Linked DNA regions of Mus musculus: region 2 is linked to region 1. Evidence: chromatin loops called from intact Hi-C (ENCODE). Cell type or tissue: heart. All regions are shown on one strand.

The links. A loop is a pair of places that touch in the nucleus more often than their neighbours do. Peaks named below come from ENCODE experiments on the same cell type or tissue, not always from the same donor. Only the 100,000 strongest peaks of a DNase experiment are listed, where the experiment ranks them.
Region 2: it touches region 1 in a loop (4-fold over the local background); 2 of 42 quality-filtered maps call a loop at or near these places.

What each region holds. Positions count from the first base shown.
Region 1 is chr7:67,558,971-67,566,970 of GRCm38, forward strand. Lrrc28 (leucine rich repeat containing 28) reads right to left here. Exons shown (of 10, transcript NM_175124.5): 6 at 888-1,094. Among named protein-coding and RNA genes, the nearest start is that of Gm23233, 7.7 kb to the right of the region's middle. In heart, no CTCF peak of the experiment used is centred here; DNase peaks (open chromatin) are centred at 3,411 and 7,751; H3K27ac peaks cover 1,738 bases.
Region 2 is chr7:67,368,897-67,376,896 of GRCm38, forward strand. Mef2a (myocyte enhancer factor 2A) reads right to left here and starts at 3,962. Exons shown (of 11, transcript NM_001291195.1): 1 at 3,817-3,962. In heart, a CTCF peak has its summit at 4,463; DNase peaks (open chromatin) are centred at 3,355, 4,005, 4,335 and 5,265; H3K4me3 peaks cover 3,095 bases; H3K27ac peaks cover 4,123 bases.

The DNA of each region.
Region 1 (8,000 bases):
TGAAGCTGTAACAGTTTAGGGTCCTATGTGTCTTCATTTTTTTAAAACTGTCACTTGCATTTCTTAGACGTTGAAAAAATAATTTAGTTCTATGTGAAATAAATGTACCTTATTATTAAAGACCTATGTGTCCGACATATAACACATCAAAATGAATCAACTAAGAAAGCTACAGGGGATAAGGTTTTATTCGCCAAGGTGGCATTTCTGGTTCATCGGGCAATTTAGTCAATTTTAAAGTCTTCGCAGTTTTACATTCAGATTTTCTGACTTTAGTACTTATAACAATACTCAAAACTAACTTTCCACGGCAGAAGCCAATATAGACAGTGGCTTCTAATCTAGAGACAGATTTGGGGTTTGGGGTACAGAGCTTGCCTAGCATGTCTGACCCTGGGTTAAATCTACAGGACTAAGGGAGCAGAGGAAACAGGACTTAGCAGATGTGCTTGTACTGGGAATCATCCTTTCGTAATGCTCAAGGCTCTCTGTCAGACTTACAGTCACACACATTTTAATTCCCTTCATAGAGTAATTTCTCATAGCCGGCACATTCTGTGAAGGCACCGACTGATTTTGTAAGTATGGGATCCCTGAGCTAGGCATGGTGGCACATGGGAGGCCAAGGCAGGAGGATGAAGGTTCAAGAAAACAGCGTGGCCATACAGGGAGACCCTGCCTGGCAACACAAGCAATGACATCATCCCTGACTAAAATAACCTCCCTTGTCATCTGGCGATAATGGCTGTTGCTCATGTCAAAAATGGCTTTACGGAGGAATCATCAGGATCAACAGAGAGACGCTAAGCTAATCTGTTCTAGTTAAGGAAACAATGTTGTCTTGTATGTGTTGGCTCGTCTAGTCATCATATAACCACAACACTTACCAATGGGCAAAGATGCAAGATGGTTTCCAGCCATGGAGAGCTCATTGAGGCTGGGCAGCTGGCAGAGATGGCGCGGCACACAGCATAGCCGATTGCGGTCCACAGTGAGGTACTGCAGAGAAAGGCACAGGTGAAGCCTCTCGGGTAAAGCTAGCAAGCGATTGCTAGAAATGTCTAGTGTCTGCAGCTCCTTCAAATCGCCAACCTCTACAACCAAAACCAAAGGTAATATAAATCGCATTCTGATTGAACTCCAAAGAATAAAGTAAAGAGAATCAATACTGCTACAATTCAAGTAAATACAATTAGTTATATATATATCTCCACAGAGATGATGCTGAAGCCTAGAACTTGGGGCTAGACTGCAAACCATTCAGCCTTGCTAAGCACGTTTCTCTCAGCCTGCCAGACTTGGAGAAAGGGGCTGCATGTGTACACATCTGTGTTCTTAAATGTGTTCAACCATGAGTGCATGTATGGAGATCAGAAGCAAAACATCATCCGTCTTTCTCCACAGCTCTCCACCGTCGTTTTTGAGGCAGGGCCTCTCATGAACCTACTGCTAACTGCGTCAGCTACTCTGGCTGGCCAGGGAGCCCCAGGTTCCACCTTTACCCCTTTACACCAATTAGGGTTACAGATATGCACCAAGTACCTGGCTTTTCTGTGGTCTGGGGGATCTGAATTCAGATTCTAATGCTTCCATAGCAAGCACTAACTTACCAAGCCCCAGCAATTGTCAGAGTTTCCTAAATACTGAAAAGTGTTGGCTTAAAGAGTAAGGCACAGTCATAAACCCAAGGCAGAAGCCTGATACTGATGAAGCCAAGTCCTTGGTCAGGTGAGAAAGGAATGGTTACTTCAAGGTAGCTGCTTCCATAACTGTACAGCTGCCCTCCTAAGCAGATAATAGGAGATCTACGAGTGGAGGCACCCAGGTAAACACAGAAGAACTCCCCTACTCCATGGCTCCACTGCAGCACGGGGCAGGCCAGGCCTGCTCCTTCCCCCACAGACACTTGGTGTAAAGACTTATGATGCGGCTCCCTCACACCTGCCTTCCCTAACCCTGTTCTCCAGCCATTCCTCTTAGGTTAGAACTTGCACTACCACCCTGGACACACAAGTAGTTGAGGAACATCACGTCTGTCAGATAGTAAAGTCCTTTGCTGTCACATGAGCTTTTCTGACTGTTTACTACTGACCAGGAGTTAGCCCCACTACAACCCAGCGGACCAAACCTGCTGGCAAGCTGAAACTGGCACTTCCATTTTAAGAATAGTAAACTACAGAGGCTGGAGAGATGGCTCCATGGTTAAGAGTACTGACTGCTCTTCCAGAGGATCAGGGTTCAATTCCCAGTGCCCACATGGCAGCTCACGACTGTAACTCCAAGATCTGATACACTCAGACAGACATAATTCAGGCAAAATGCTAATTAATATAAAAATAAAGATAAATTGTTTTTAAAAAAAATAGTAAAACCACAACATCCAAAGAAAGATCATAGAGTAGAGATCATATGTGTCCTACAAAGCTTAAATATGTTTATAGTCAGGACATTTACAGAAAGAGTTTTCTGTCTTTGCTACGGAGTTATTACTAAAAACAACCTTAAAATTGTATTACATTTATTATTATTATTATTATTATTATTATTATTATTGCTATGTATACATGTACTTGTACACAGAGGTCAAAGGGCAACTTCTGAGAGCTAATTCTCTCTGCCACCATGTAGGTTCCAGGCTATCCAGCTCCCATCATTAGGCCTAGCAACAAATGCGTTTCCCCTCTGACACATCTCTTTGGCCCTGGGAACATTCTTAACAGCTAGTTTTTTGTTTTGTTTTGTTTTGTTTTTTTTTGTTTTGTTTTGTTTTTATGAAAGGAATGTGGGGTCAAAATATATTGACTTCAAGTAATTTTTCTAATATTGACAAACTTATCCTAGGATACTCATTATTTACTAATTTCTCAAAAAACTGAGTAAAATATTCATTTGAAAACAGGTAGGCATGATTCTGTATGTAGCATATGATTCTCAATGGCAGTTTTGTTCCATCTGAGCTTAACTGATCTGTACTAGAAGGAGGTAAATTCACTCTTGTGTTTGCTCTTAGCAGTGGTATAGCTGATTAAGTCCATTTTCATATCTATTCACAAAATCAAATTACACATATGTGGGGTGTGATGCTAAGGGAGGGAGTGGACCCATGTTTCAAAAGTGAATAGAAAAAGACAAAGAAAAAAAAAAAGGACAGAAACTTTTGCCCTAACTTTAGCAGTGACTGTAGGAGTGACTGGACATCCACATGGGCCAGGTAACAAGAGAATGTCCCAGCAGGCAGTGCCCTTGGAACCACAACACATCCAGGAAACAAGGTGGGACAGGAGCTCAGAGGACGGAAAGTCACAGGAAGAGCTCAGGCTTTTGGAAAAGTTCCTGGGAACGGAGCCTGGAAAGGGCAAAGGAAGGAGGATATTGCATTCCCAGCAGGGGGTGGGGCGGAATTGGAAGCATGAGGCAGGGCACAGACGGGAAAACACTAAACCCAGTGTGCCCATGCCCAGGAACGAAGGCCAGGCACCCATCTACAACGGGAGGAACAGGAAGGCCGGGCCGAGGGCCTGCTGAAGGCACGGGCGACAGTAAAGACCAGGAGCCTGAGCTTGGAGTGTGGACAGGACGCCAAGTAAATCTGCAGAGAGCACCGCTGTGGAAGGGAACCCGGGCTTAGGGGATGTGTGCCACTATAAAAGAGAAAGTATGAAGAACTTAAGGAAGAATCCAGGGACATTTAAAGATAAGCAGGCAAACTTGACTGGATATGTTAAACAACAAAACCAGAGAAAGTCAGAGTCAGGCATAGGCTTCTAGCACCCTCCAGAGCAGTGCTTCTCGACCTTCCTAATGCTGCCACACTAATAACACAGTTCCTCATGAGGAAGTGACCCCAACCAGACCATTTTATCGCTACTTCATAACTGTAATTTTGCTTGTTATGAATGGTATTGTAAATAGCCAACATGTAGGGCATCTGATCTGTGAACCCCAAAAGGCTCATGACCACAGGCTGAGAACCACTGCTCTGGACCATTGTTCAAAACATGAGGATCCAAACCCAAATTTTTGTTTTCCTAGAAAAGAGCATAATAGGAATTATTAAAAAAACTAATCAAGCTGACCTCATGTGACACCTCAAAAACTAGAGCAAAAGACACATTGCATTGTTCCAGGTTTCACCACAGCTGTAACACTAAGCAGGTCTCACATTCCAAAGGACTAAAATGGTCCAAAGTAAATGCCCTGATCCAAGGAAGTTAAAGGCACAACTGCTCCACAGAAGGCTTGAAAACACTAATGGCAGGACCAGAAGGCAACAGAAAGACACAAATCAACAGAACTACAGACACCTGTAGGACAGAAAGCAATTGCAAAATTACTTGATATCCCAATAAGAAGAAAATCAGGAAAAGAGGGTAGAAACAACTGAAAATAGTGGCTAAATTTTAATCTAAAGATCCAAAAAGCTCAATAAAGACTATAAACACAAAGAAACACCTATATTCACATCCTGTACAACACTGTTAGAAACAGACTTCTCATGTTCACGGCAGCAAGACACCTAAAATCATAAAGCCTAAAAGCCAACAAAACTGAAGTTTTGCACTAAAAATACTTAAGGTGAGGGCTGGAGAGAGGCCTTAGGGGTATTAGCACTGGCTGAGCAAGCCTAGTAGCGTGAGTCCACTCTCAGCTCACTCCACAAGCACACCACGCACACACTCAAGACTGCTGTCTGTCTCTATCTGTCTGTCTCTCCCCTGCTCCATCACAAACTAAAAAATTAAGCTAAAACAACAACAACAAAGGAACAAGAATATTTATGAGTTACATGGACTATAAATGGCGAAATGACGGATGTAAATACAACTATATAAATAACTGTACTAAGTGTAAACTGAGCCAGGTGTAGTGGCATTTGCCTTTAATCTCAGTACTTTGGAGGGAGAGGAAGGTAGACCTCTGAGTTTGAGGCTAGCCTGGTCTACAGAGCAAATTCTAGGACAGCCAACGCTATACAGAGAAACTCTGTTTTGAAAAACAAAAAAATGAAAAAGGAAATTAAAAAAGCCAATCAAATGTATAAGGATGTTAGACTGCCTCTCAAATTCTAGCCATCGACAAATACCAGGCCAGACCCCTCCATCCGTTCAGCCTGGGCAGCTTGGATTTAAGAGGGCATTTCAGTCCAACAAAAAGGCTTCTAAACAAGTTTAAGACCAGAGAGGAAAGAGGGGCCTCTGTGAGTGCTGGGTACTCCAGAGGTGCCCTTGGTGGAAGGGTCATTGGTCCTAGCAGGAAGGGAGACCCAGCAAGGTCATTCTTAGACCCTGGGTCTAGTCCAGTAGCTAGAAAAAGGGACCAAGTGGCCATAAAGTCTCAGCCACTTTGATGGGGCTTTTCCACTGGGACCCTGTTGTCAAGCCCTTGGCCTCCACCTTACCAGGTGCCATTTCTTCTCAGAAGGCCACTGCCCAGGGCCCCAGGCCGCCCCTTATGGCCAGAGACCGGTTAAAGCCCCCCTAGTTCCTCCTTGTGAATAGAACTTCCTCTGCCCTAGCCCTTACAGTAGTGTAGAAGGCCACCCCCGCACCCCCAACCCTGCTCGTGTAGAATTGCCTATAGTATAGTGTGGTGTGCTTTTACGTCATGGCAAGTGGGCAGCGGTCAGTGGGCTGTGCACAGCCGTCTGTCCTTTGAATCTCAATCTGCCTGCTCGGCCCGTGCTGTGTTCTGTGCTGTGTCCATAAGCTGCTGCGACCCCTCCCGGTACTGACTTCTCTATAAAAGCTTCTCTTCGCATAGTCACGTAGCTCCTGCCCATCCCCCTTTGGATATCTCTCCAAAGTTTTATACTCTTTTATATGGCTTTTTGCTTTGAAATTTAAAAATAAAAAAGACACGATATCTATAAGAAGCACACTTTAGATTCGAAGGCACAGCTATGCTTTAAGTCAAAGGAGGAAAAAGCACAGTAGCAAACAACAACCACAGAGAAATGAGGTTAATTTTCTAATTATCTATCTATTATAGGATATGAGTTCCTTTAAGAGATAGAGGAATATTTCATAATCGTTAAATGATCATTAATTCAGGAGAAATCAAACAATAATTACAAGTATACAGATACATAATGAAAACTCAAAATGAAGGGACAAAAACGTCACAAGTGAGAAGAAAAAGTATCATTTCAACGATGACAAGGGAGCATGTGACACACCACTGTCACCAACCCACAGAGCCACAGCTCATGAGAATGGCAGGGATACAGTCGACTCAAGCTTTGCCATCAAGCAAACTGCTCTTTTGACACCCTAGCAACCACACCAGAAAACACACTCTGTTTGAGCACATGATGCACTATCCAGGGCTAACAAGGCACTACACCATTAAGTATGTCTCATATTTAACAGGACTGAAATCATACAGAGGAGGGACTCTGACCAAATGGGCATTAAAGTAGAAAGAAATCTGGGAAATCCCCCAAATACTTGAGAATTAAGCAACATATTTCTAAATAACCAACAAGTAAAAGAAATTGGAAAGAAAATTAGAAAATATTTTTGAGCAAATGAAAACAATCCAGACAAAATGCCCAGAGTGACAGGAGGGTAACAGGGGCATGGCAGAGGGTGGCTAGAGCTTGGCAGCTCTCACTAGGAAAGCTCCAGACGTGCTCCCGAAGCTCCCATCACGAGACAATGGAGGAAAAGGAATGAACACTAACCATGGGATAAGTGCGGAGGGCAAACTAAAGCTGCAACAATGAAGGAGAAAGCTCAAAACCGGAAACTCAATGGAAACAAGAGTCAGCTCTTAAAACACGACAAAGCTTAGGCAGGACACACACTGCGTGTGCTCTCAGTTGTCATTACCTGGGAAAGTCTAAACTCCTGAGCTAGAAAACAGACCACGGACTGATTGACAGAGCCTGAGGGGTGGACTCAGGCTGGCTTGCATACAAAGAATATAAAAAGATTCTGGGAAGGAGAGGCACTAAAAATCTCATACACCTGACTGGATCCTAGAAGACAGAGTTTTCCGTATGTTAAAAAACAAACAAATCCCAAGAATTATCTTAATTTTCTTTATAAAGTTAACTTTATTATAACTGTTATGCAAATAATACAAATGCTTATTAAAGCAAAATTTTAAAATTCATATACTGATTTTCTGAACATTTTAAATCAGTACAATAGTTATTCTGAGTATAAATTCAAATAATTTAGTTTAGCTGCTTTTATTTCAATGAAAAAGACTGGTAATTTTCTAAAAGAAAGTTATTTTTTAAAGTCTTTTTGCTCTGTCCTTATCATGTGTTGTATGTGTATATACATTCACAAGTGCCTTCCTCAGTTGGTTTGAGTTTTTGAGGCAAGGGCTCTTACTGAACCTGGAGCTCACAGGCTCAGACAGACTGGCTGGCCAGGGAGTCTCAAGAGGTGGAGCTCCTGTCTCCAAGACCCCAGCAGTAGGGCTACAGATGGATGCTGCCACCCTTGTCTTTTTATGAGACAGCTGGGATTTGAACTCAGGGCTTCATGCTTACGTGGTAGGTCCTTTACTGGGTAAGCCAGTCCCGCAGCTCCCGCTTTATCATTCTTGATATTGAAAGGGTTTATAATGAAAGTGATTTAAACTAATAACTTTAATATTTTCAAAAACTTAAAGTTATTTATAGTGGTGCCACCTAGAAATCAACACAGGACTGTACTCACAGTTACAACAGGCTCGCTCCCCTGGGGATGCTTCAGACTCCTCCCCTTTTCAGCGGGGTCTCCTAACCACACCTCTTTGGCCCTGCTCCACCCCTTCCCTGAAGGTAGCCACCACTCTGTAAACCCATTTCCTTAATGCCTCCTAGCAATCCTAACGTCGCAACTGTTGGCCACTGTTTTCCTTTATGCTAAATATGCAATTCCTTAAAACTTTTCAGCCACGAGGATCTTGAAGACAACTTTGCTGCTGCCACAGTCATTATTGAGACCAAGCATAGAAATAACATCTGGTGCCAATTTCAAAGAAAAACAGCAAGTCCCCTTTAA
Region 2 (8,000 bases), 190 kb before region 1:
CCTTGACTGGTATTTGCTAGAAAAGTGATTAATGTCTGATTTTCACCAATGTTAGAAAAGTGCTCTCTGCCACAGTCATCAGCAGCACGCTTGTGGTGCATATACAAACATGTATGCAAATATGTAAAATAAGAATAAACCAAGAATAACACCAAGTGTTAGTGTTCGTAAATTATCTACTACTATACAACATTATATAAACAATGGTATTCCATCCTAATGTTTTAAATTTAGATACTTGTGATTTTATCTTCAGTTACCATTAAGACACCCTACATTAAATTAAATGCAATATTTATCAATTAGGTTCAGTTAATACAAATATTGCTAAAATCTATAAAAATTAATATAAAAGTATCTATTAAATAATGCCAGTACAGATCTTATGCTGTAATGTAATACTTTCTAATTAACAAATGAGCTTACACTATTTAATTATAGTAAACTGGAAGAGGGTGCACTTATCACTGGTACACAGATAAATATAGATGAAGTCATTTAGCTTCACAGACCAGGAAAATGAAGACTGAAAAATTTATAGGTTACTTACTAATGAAAAGCTATTTTAAGTATATTTATTTCAGGTAGGTTGAACAAATACTTTTTTTCTGGTTTCAAATGCTAAAGACCACATGTTGAAAAGAGCTCTCACAACTAATACAAGACTTAATTCACTGAAGAATTAGAAAATTACTTATATTTAATCTAATTTAAAACAAAATTAAGGGAGACTGAGACTAGAAGCAAGTCACAATTGCAGATCAAAAACCTAAAGTAAACTAGTCCAGTGAACACTGTACAGATGATCTGAGTGTGAGCTGACATTGGCACTGGCATAGTTTATCCAAATCCACACATGAGCATTCTCCAGACCAAGTCCTTTGTGACACAGCGCATTCTCACGCTAGCTTACATACAAGACGGTTATGGGAAAGACCCATGGAAGCAGGAAGGAAGGAGCAGTCGGGGTAACATGCTCTCTTGTACATCAAGGCTCAGCAGTGAGCTATGAACTCATCTCATTTAAATTCTACTGCCATGGGACAGGTGGCACAACTCTTTTCCATTTTATCAATGTTATTTCATTAATTTTGTCAGTAGTAAGGTTAGCATCTAAAATCAAGACCTGACCAAAAAAAAAAAAAAAAAAAAAAAATCAAACAATCTTTCTTCAAGGTTTGCAAATCAGAATCCTTTCATATTATCTATCTTATAAAGTCATTCAATTTCCCTATTTACTCTTCTTTAACTACTTTAACTGGAAAAAAAAATCACATCTCGATTTATAAAGACCACATTTACAAACCTTTTTAATCCTGGGGAAAGGCACTAGTGATCATCTTCAATACACAAAGCAGTATTCTCACTGCCCCTTCAGTGTTAAAAAGCTTGGCACTAGACTTTGTAACATTCCTATGAACCTTGAGCTTATCTTTCTAGGGGGAGTATGTTATAAGACACAATGTTTGAAATTTAAATGCCTCAGAAAATCCATGATTTCATCACTAAGTGTTACAATGAAATCCTCTTCTTACCAGACTAAAAGATGCAAGAGGAAAACTGAGGGTTTCCCAAACAGACTGTCAAGCATGCTACTTCCCCAAAACAAATCTGACTGTATGTAGACCCTCCCAAATCAGAAGACAGTCTACTAAGACTTAACTACACTAGCAAACTTCACCTTCACTATAAAGCTGGAAAAAAAAAAAAAAAACAATCAGCATTTGAAACAACCCAACATTTAAAAAACTTTATTTCCAATTACATTTACCAAAACCAAAATAAAAACTAAAACAAAAAGCCCTTTGTTATTTACCTGTTGTGAAAACATAAAAACTATATAGAGAATTAAATTATTCTCAAGGCATAATTCAACATGCTGACATTACAATCATTTTTAAGCCTCAGAAAGCTATCCCTTTCTCTGATCACTAGCTCTTCAATTTAAAATCTTATAGGATGAGTTAAGTGCAATTTTACCTTCATGAAAGACTATGATCTTATGTGTAGCAACAGTATGAACTGAAGGAAATGGGTAAGTACAGTTGAATTTAGAGATCACCATTCTTCACAAACACTGTTTTAATACATGAATATCTCAGGAAACCTTCTTACAACAAGAATTATTAATATATAGTCTGTAAGCAAGCAAATAGCCTGTTTAAGCTTTTCAAAGTGTTTTCACGATTTTAACATTATCCTCTCAACTTTTGTAACAAGAATTAAAGTAAAAGTAATTCCAACTCAATTAATGGACAACAAATACTAATTGTATTGTCTTATACAACATACAGATATGTCTCAGTAAACATTCCATTTGTATAATATTACATTTACTATAATTTAAATCATCTTTAAGGGAACATGTCTCCCTAAAAGTTGCCGTTTACAAGACAAAATAGAGATCTCCAAAAATACACAAAAACAAAACTAAAGTGTATATACAAATGTCATAAAAGCATTGTTACTTCATCCTCATTTCCTAAATTCACAGGAAAAGAAATGTCATTTTAGTGTGTTTTAAAACACACACACACACACACACTACTTTGTTTACCTTTTCCTCAGACTGTCCAAGTACTGCCAAGGTAACATAGATTTTAAAACTGACAACTAGACTACTTAGCAGTTGCCAAAACAACGCAGCTGGATTCTTAAAGGGAAAGTACTCTTGTGTAATATACACCTAATTACTGCTTTACAGAACCTCACTGTCATACAGTAATGGATGTTTCAAGAAAGACATAAGAGAAACACGATGCGCTGCGCTACAAACTTGAAAACTGTTATACAATATTAGTTTTAAAATAGTTGTCAACACATCGCAGCAGGTCTTTCTAATTTCAATTTCTGGAATCCCAATTTCACAGTAAACATACAGGTTAGCGCGACGGTGTAGTCAGTCTACACTCCGTTGCCTTCTGGATCATGATGACAGGGGCTTCAGAGCTCAGGGACCTATTTAAGGTCCGAGTGAGCAAGAATTTGATAGTTACACTTTTCCAGGGGGAGGGGGGAAATGCTAATTCAGAAAACGCTCACCTTTCCCAAACTTGTCTGCAATATCACTGATCTTTAATCCTCAACCGCCCAAAAACAGATGACATCGAACCCAAAGGCAAAGTTTCCATCTCACCCTGAGACCTAAGGCGGGATCTACCCGATTGCAAGGAGCGGGTCCCTTCTGCAGCCCCGACTCCCAAGACCTTTTCCCCGCACCCGCAGGTGCTCGAACCCGGCCACCGCCCGGGCCAGGTCCAGACACACAACCTAACGCCGATATCCCCACGGGAGAGTTCGACCCCCTACCTCCCGCCCCAGTGAACCAACCTTCCCCCCGAAGCAGAAGTGGGGGAACTTTAAGTGCGACCACAGGGCCGGACGCCCCCCGCACTGGCGGTTTACGGAGCGGGGAGACCCCGAGATCCGCGACGCTGGAGGAATGGACCGAGTGGCTCCGCGGCCCCCTGGGAACTCCGTCAACTTTCAGGGAGGAGCGGGGCGGCGCGGCTGGGGGCCCCAGAGGTGGCGCGCACAGGGAGGCGGCTCGCGACAGTCCCCCCCGCGGGCCCCCGCCGCCGCGCCCGCAGCCCCCCGGGCTCGCCCCAGGGCACCCCGCCCCCACCGCACGGGGCCGCGCCCCTCCGCTCTCCCGAGGGCCCGGCCGCCCCACGCCCAGCCTCGCCCCGGCGCCCGGAGCCGCGCGGGCACCCCTCCTCGGCCTCGCAGCCCCTCCGTGGTAGTGCCCCCCACTCCCAGCGCGGCCCGACCCCCTTCCCAGCCGCCGCCACATCCCCGCCGCCCGCGGCCCCTCACCGAGTCTCCGCTACTGCCGGCGGGCGCGCACACGCCGCAGCCCCGGCCCGGCCCGCCACAGCACTCCGCGCCGCCCGGAGCCGCCTCCTTCAGCCCGGGACTCGCCGGGACATCCGCGCACGGATCCCCACACCGGGGCTATTTTTAGGAGTCAGGCCTCGGCCAGGCCGGAACTCGTTCTTCGCGGCGCGCGTGCGCACTGCGAGGACGTCTTGGTGTCCCTCCGCGGGCCTCGCCTCTCCCTTCCTCTCGGCTTCCTCTCTTTCTTCTCTCCCGGGCTCTCCTTTTAGGGTATATTTCTGCTCTCGGTGGGTCCTGAAGGGTTTGTCATGGACAAGACGAGGGACTAGTCAGAGAGAGCCGCGCCTTCTCAACAGCTAGCGCTGTGGCACAAGGACAAGAGGGGCGGACTATGTTTTTCCGGGTGGGTGAGGCGACAGATCACCCGGCACAGGAAGGAGATGACGGCTGCTTGGCGCCGGGGCTGCAGCCTGGAGCGCGCTTCCCTCTTTGAAGGACCGTGTTCTCCTGGAAGGGATACTGGTCACTTGATGAGGGCCTGGGCGTGGCGGGCCGGTGGCGTCGCGCCCCCGCCGCCTCCTGGTCCAGCCCGGGCCCACGGCTCCGGTGACGCGGCGCGTGACTAGTCCCCGCGCTTGGTCCGTGACCACAGCCGAGAGGCCCGACCCGGCGGGACGGCCCAGACGCCCTGTGCGGTGCTCGGGACCGAGGCCAGCTCCCCGCCCTCGTGTGCGCCGGGCCTGCCCAAACCTCGGCTCGCCACGCCCTCACTGTGGTCGGGGCCACACCTGTGTCCAGGCCTGGACAGCTGCTGGGTCACCCCCGCCGGGCCAGCAGTTGGATGCTGTCCCTGGCCACCCAATCCCAGCAGGGGCTTGGAAAGCAGAAACACCTTGAGAATGAGGCAACCTGCCTATTTGGGCTACTAATACTAGCTAGTATGGATTAGTGGTAAACTGTATCTCACTTAGTACTCACATCGCAGTGAAGTTCACCTCATTTTCTGTTCCCATTCGGCAGATAAGAAAGGAAAACTGAGAACCACTCTGACCACGCAGGGTCACACAGCGTCAGAGAAGGGCCATAAGGATCTGAATTCCTAACTACTCGACGAACTGATTTTTCTGAGGGGAAAAGATGTCTTTGAGACAGCACTTGTATTTTGTTAACTTACTGATTTTGTCCAGAGAAGGCTTATGGGGGTGACTCTCTGCTGGTCCTCACCCCCAAAAGTTGCTACCGCTGTAGAGGTAATAAGAATGTGATGGCTGGTATCCGAACCCAGAGCTGCCCATGCAATGGGCACAAACCCTCATTCGAAAATGAGAGGCTCAATTCTGTGGTTAGGGCTTTAAAACAAGTCTTTGGGGGTGGGTGAGCAGATGTGCGGAGGAACTGGGAAGTTACAAAGGAAGCTGGAGGCTCTCTGGCTTCCTCCCTCAAGGACAACAAGGCAATGTGCTGGAGAGAGGCTGACACAAAGGCAGTACAGAGATACGAGATTACCAGACACTGGAAAATAAGCCCAGGGCTTCTACTCAGGGCCTCGCTTCAGTGTTCAGGGGAGTTTGGTGGAGGGGGGTGGCAGGGAGCTGTTATCTTCCCCTCTAGCCTGTCAGGCCCTTTGAGAGGAAAAGGCCTGTGCCCAGGCTGCAGGGAGGATTTTAAAACACACTAATTCTGGTGTAAAGCAGCAAGGTATGAGGAAAGGCACGAGTGTTATCCCACCAGAAGCCGCAGCAGCTGTATTCAACTGTTCTACTCCAAGAGAATGGCTGTTCTGGTGATTTCCACTAAAACTAAAGGTAAAGGAGAGTGAAGACTAGGCCCTTCTCACCAGCTTTTCACCCTGAGAGAGAGGGAAGGACAAAGAGGACAAATTGTTTCAGAAGACATTTGACTCTCTCATAGCTCCCCCATCCCTGCCTTCTGTTTGCAGTCCTCCTGGAACACAGGAGACTCAACTCCAGCCTGTCCACCCATCCCATCGCCTAATGCTTTTGGTCACCCTAGAAGCCAGGCAGAGGACTTGGCCATAAGTGCAGCCAAGGGAAAAGGCTGTTTGCACAGTTTTAGAGAGAACCCTTTTTCTCAGCATCTGCATCACAATATCATTGCCTAAGAATTAGGAGTGATCAGAGGATAAAAAGAGAGAGGGAAGAAGGAGGGGAAGGAAGAGAAGACAGCTGTTGGAAGATATATTACCAAAGCACACTCAACTGTTACTTATAGTTAAAATAAGTGTTTGGGGGAAGGCGTTGAAGCATCTGCACCTGAAGTCCAGTGCCCAGCAACTTCCCAGTGCTCAGCTTGGCGTGGACCATATGCCCAGCATGGCTGTGTGCTGCTGACTCCAAAGGAACGACTGAGGAGCAGCACGTTGTCCTCCTATTCTGTCTGGCCTCCTTAAAGCCCCAGTGAGCGGGCTGCAGGGACTCAGCATTGCTCTGGCACTGGGCCTGAGTGAAGAACAGCCCTTCTTTCTACAAAGAGGCTGCCAGGTCACAGCAAGGATCCAGCTTAAAACACGATACAGCTTCTCTCTTGGTGACCTTGAAAAGGACTTCTTCCTAGGACACAGCACAGGAGTAACTAAAGGAAAGGTCATTAGGGAAGACTTCTTAGAGGAGGCCATGCCCACAGTAAATCTAAAACACTTGATGGGATGCACAGGGACCCTCTGCTTAGCTCTTAGTATGGATGGAAAAGAAACAGGATCCCTGATCACCAGGGCAGCCTCTTCTTGCCTGTTACCTAACTGTCCCCACTCAGAACCCCCAATGGCTGCTTTGTGCACATCAGCCTGTTCCCCCATCTGGAGGGTAAGCCTTTCCCTACCTGGTCCAACTCTGACGAGGCACCATTTTGTACTATGGCCCTTCTCTAAGTTAGTGCATGAGTACTTAGGGGCCTCTTGTACGTGGCACAAGAGAGGATCCATCCATGGCTGACGTGGTGCAGCCTCCAGATGGAGAGCCAACAAGTAGTGATACATGAGGCTAGAAGTGTTCAAAGTGAGGTAGTACAGTATCTGAACATACTGTCTTTTTGCCTCCTTCATCGACACCAGTGGGGAGCTACCAACAGGTACTAAGCCGGTGAAAAGCTTCATCTGTTTGACATGTTGGGGAGCAAGAGAGAGAACCCATCCCAACAGATCACAGGAGACCAAGGAGAAATGGCAGTGAAATGCAAAAAGGGACCTTAGACTGGGTTCTGGTATTAAAGGGAGACATAGATGGGAAACTGGTGAAGTTTAACTAAGGTCTGTAGTTCATACTTATATGATCGATAATCATATCTTTATTTTAAATAAAATGTCAACATTCAAGGAATAATGTAGTGAATCACCATGACAATTTTGAAAGGTTTTGTTGGTCTAAGATCATTATAAGATAAAATAATTTTGGAATAACAAGGTATTGCTTTAGTATTTTATATAGATTACAATCTCCTAGTTATAATCTTTGAAGTTAAGAGAACTGGAATGCTGGTTGTGTGGAGTTTTTGTTTTGTTTTGTTTTTTTTTTAACAATAGAAAGTAGCTATAAGTCTCACTTCAATGTGAGCAATATTAGAATTGCTGGTAAATGTTGACAAGTATTTTGGAGTGACCAATGTTCTGAGTAGAGGAAAAACCTTAGGAAAAATGTTTCCGTTTCCAACACGACCCAGTAGGGTTTCATGAGTGCATGGACTTGTTCCGAAACTTCAGAACCTGACACGGCCACACGTGTAACGCGTTGAACATCGCCTGGTGCGTTCTTTTCAAGCAGTAAAGGTGCTGTTTTCACTTTTCTTATTTAATATCACATGGGCTTTTATTCTCGTATGACTGATGATGAAAAGGATGAATGCAGGCTCTCCCAGAAGGGGATAAAAGAGCTTTCCTTGGCTCTGTTTCCATTCTTCCATAGGAAAGTCTACATAAAGATTCAATAAACTTGAAAAACACAAAAACTCAAATCTTTGACAGCTGGGTGTTTTACATGATCATACTTCAAATAAGTCTTTCAATTCCTATTATACGTTGTCATTTTGTTATATTGTAGTTTTTTTCTTCTGTATAGAGTTTATTCAGATTTTGCAGCGCTCTCCAAAAACCATCCATAGATTCACATGTCAATTATTGTAATTCCAAACCTTGAGTTTATTATCTTTTC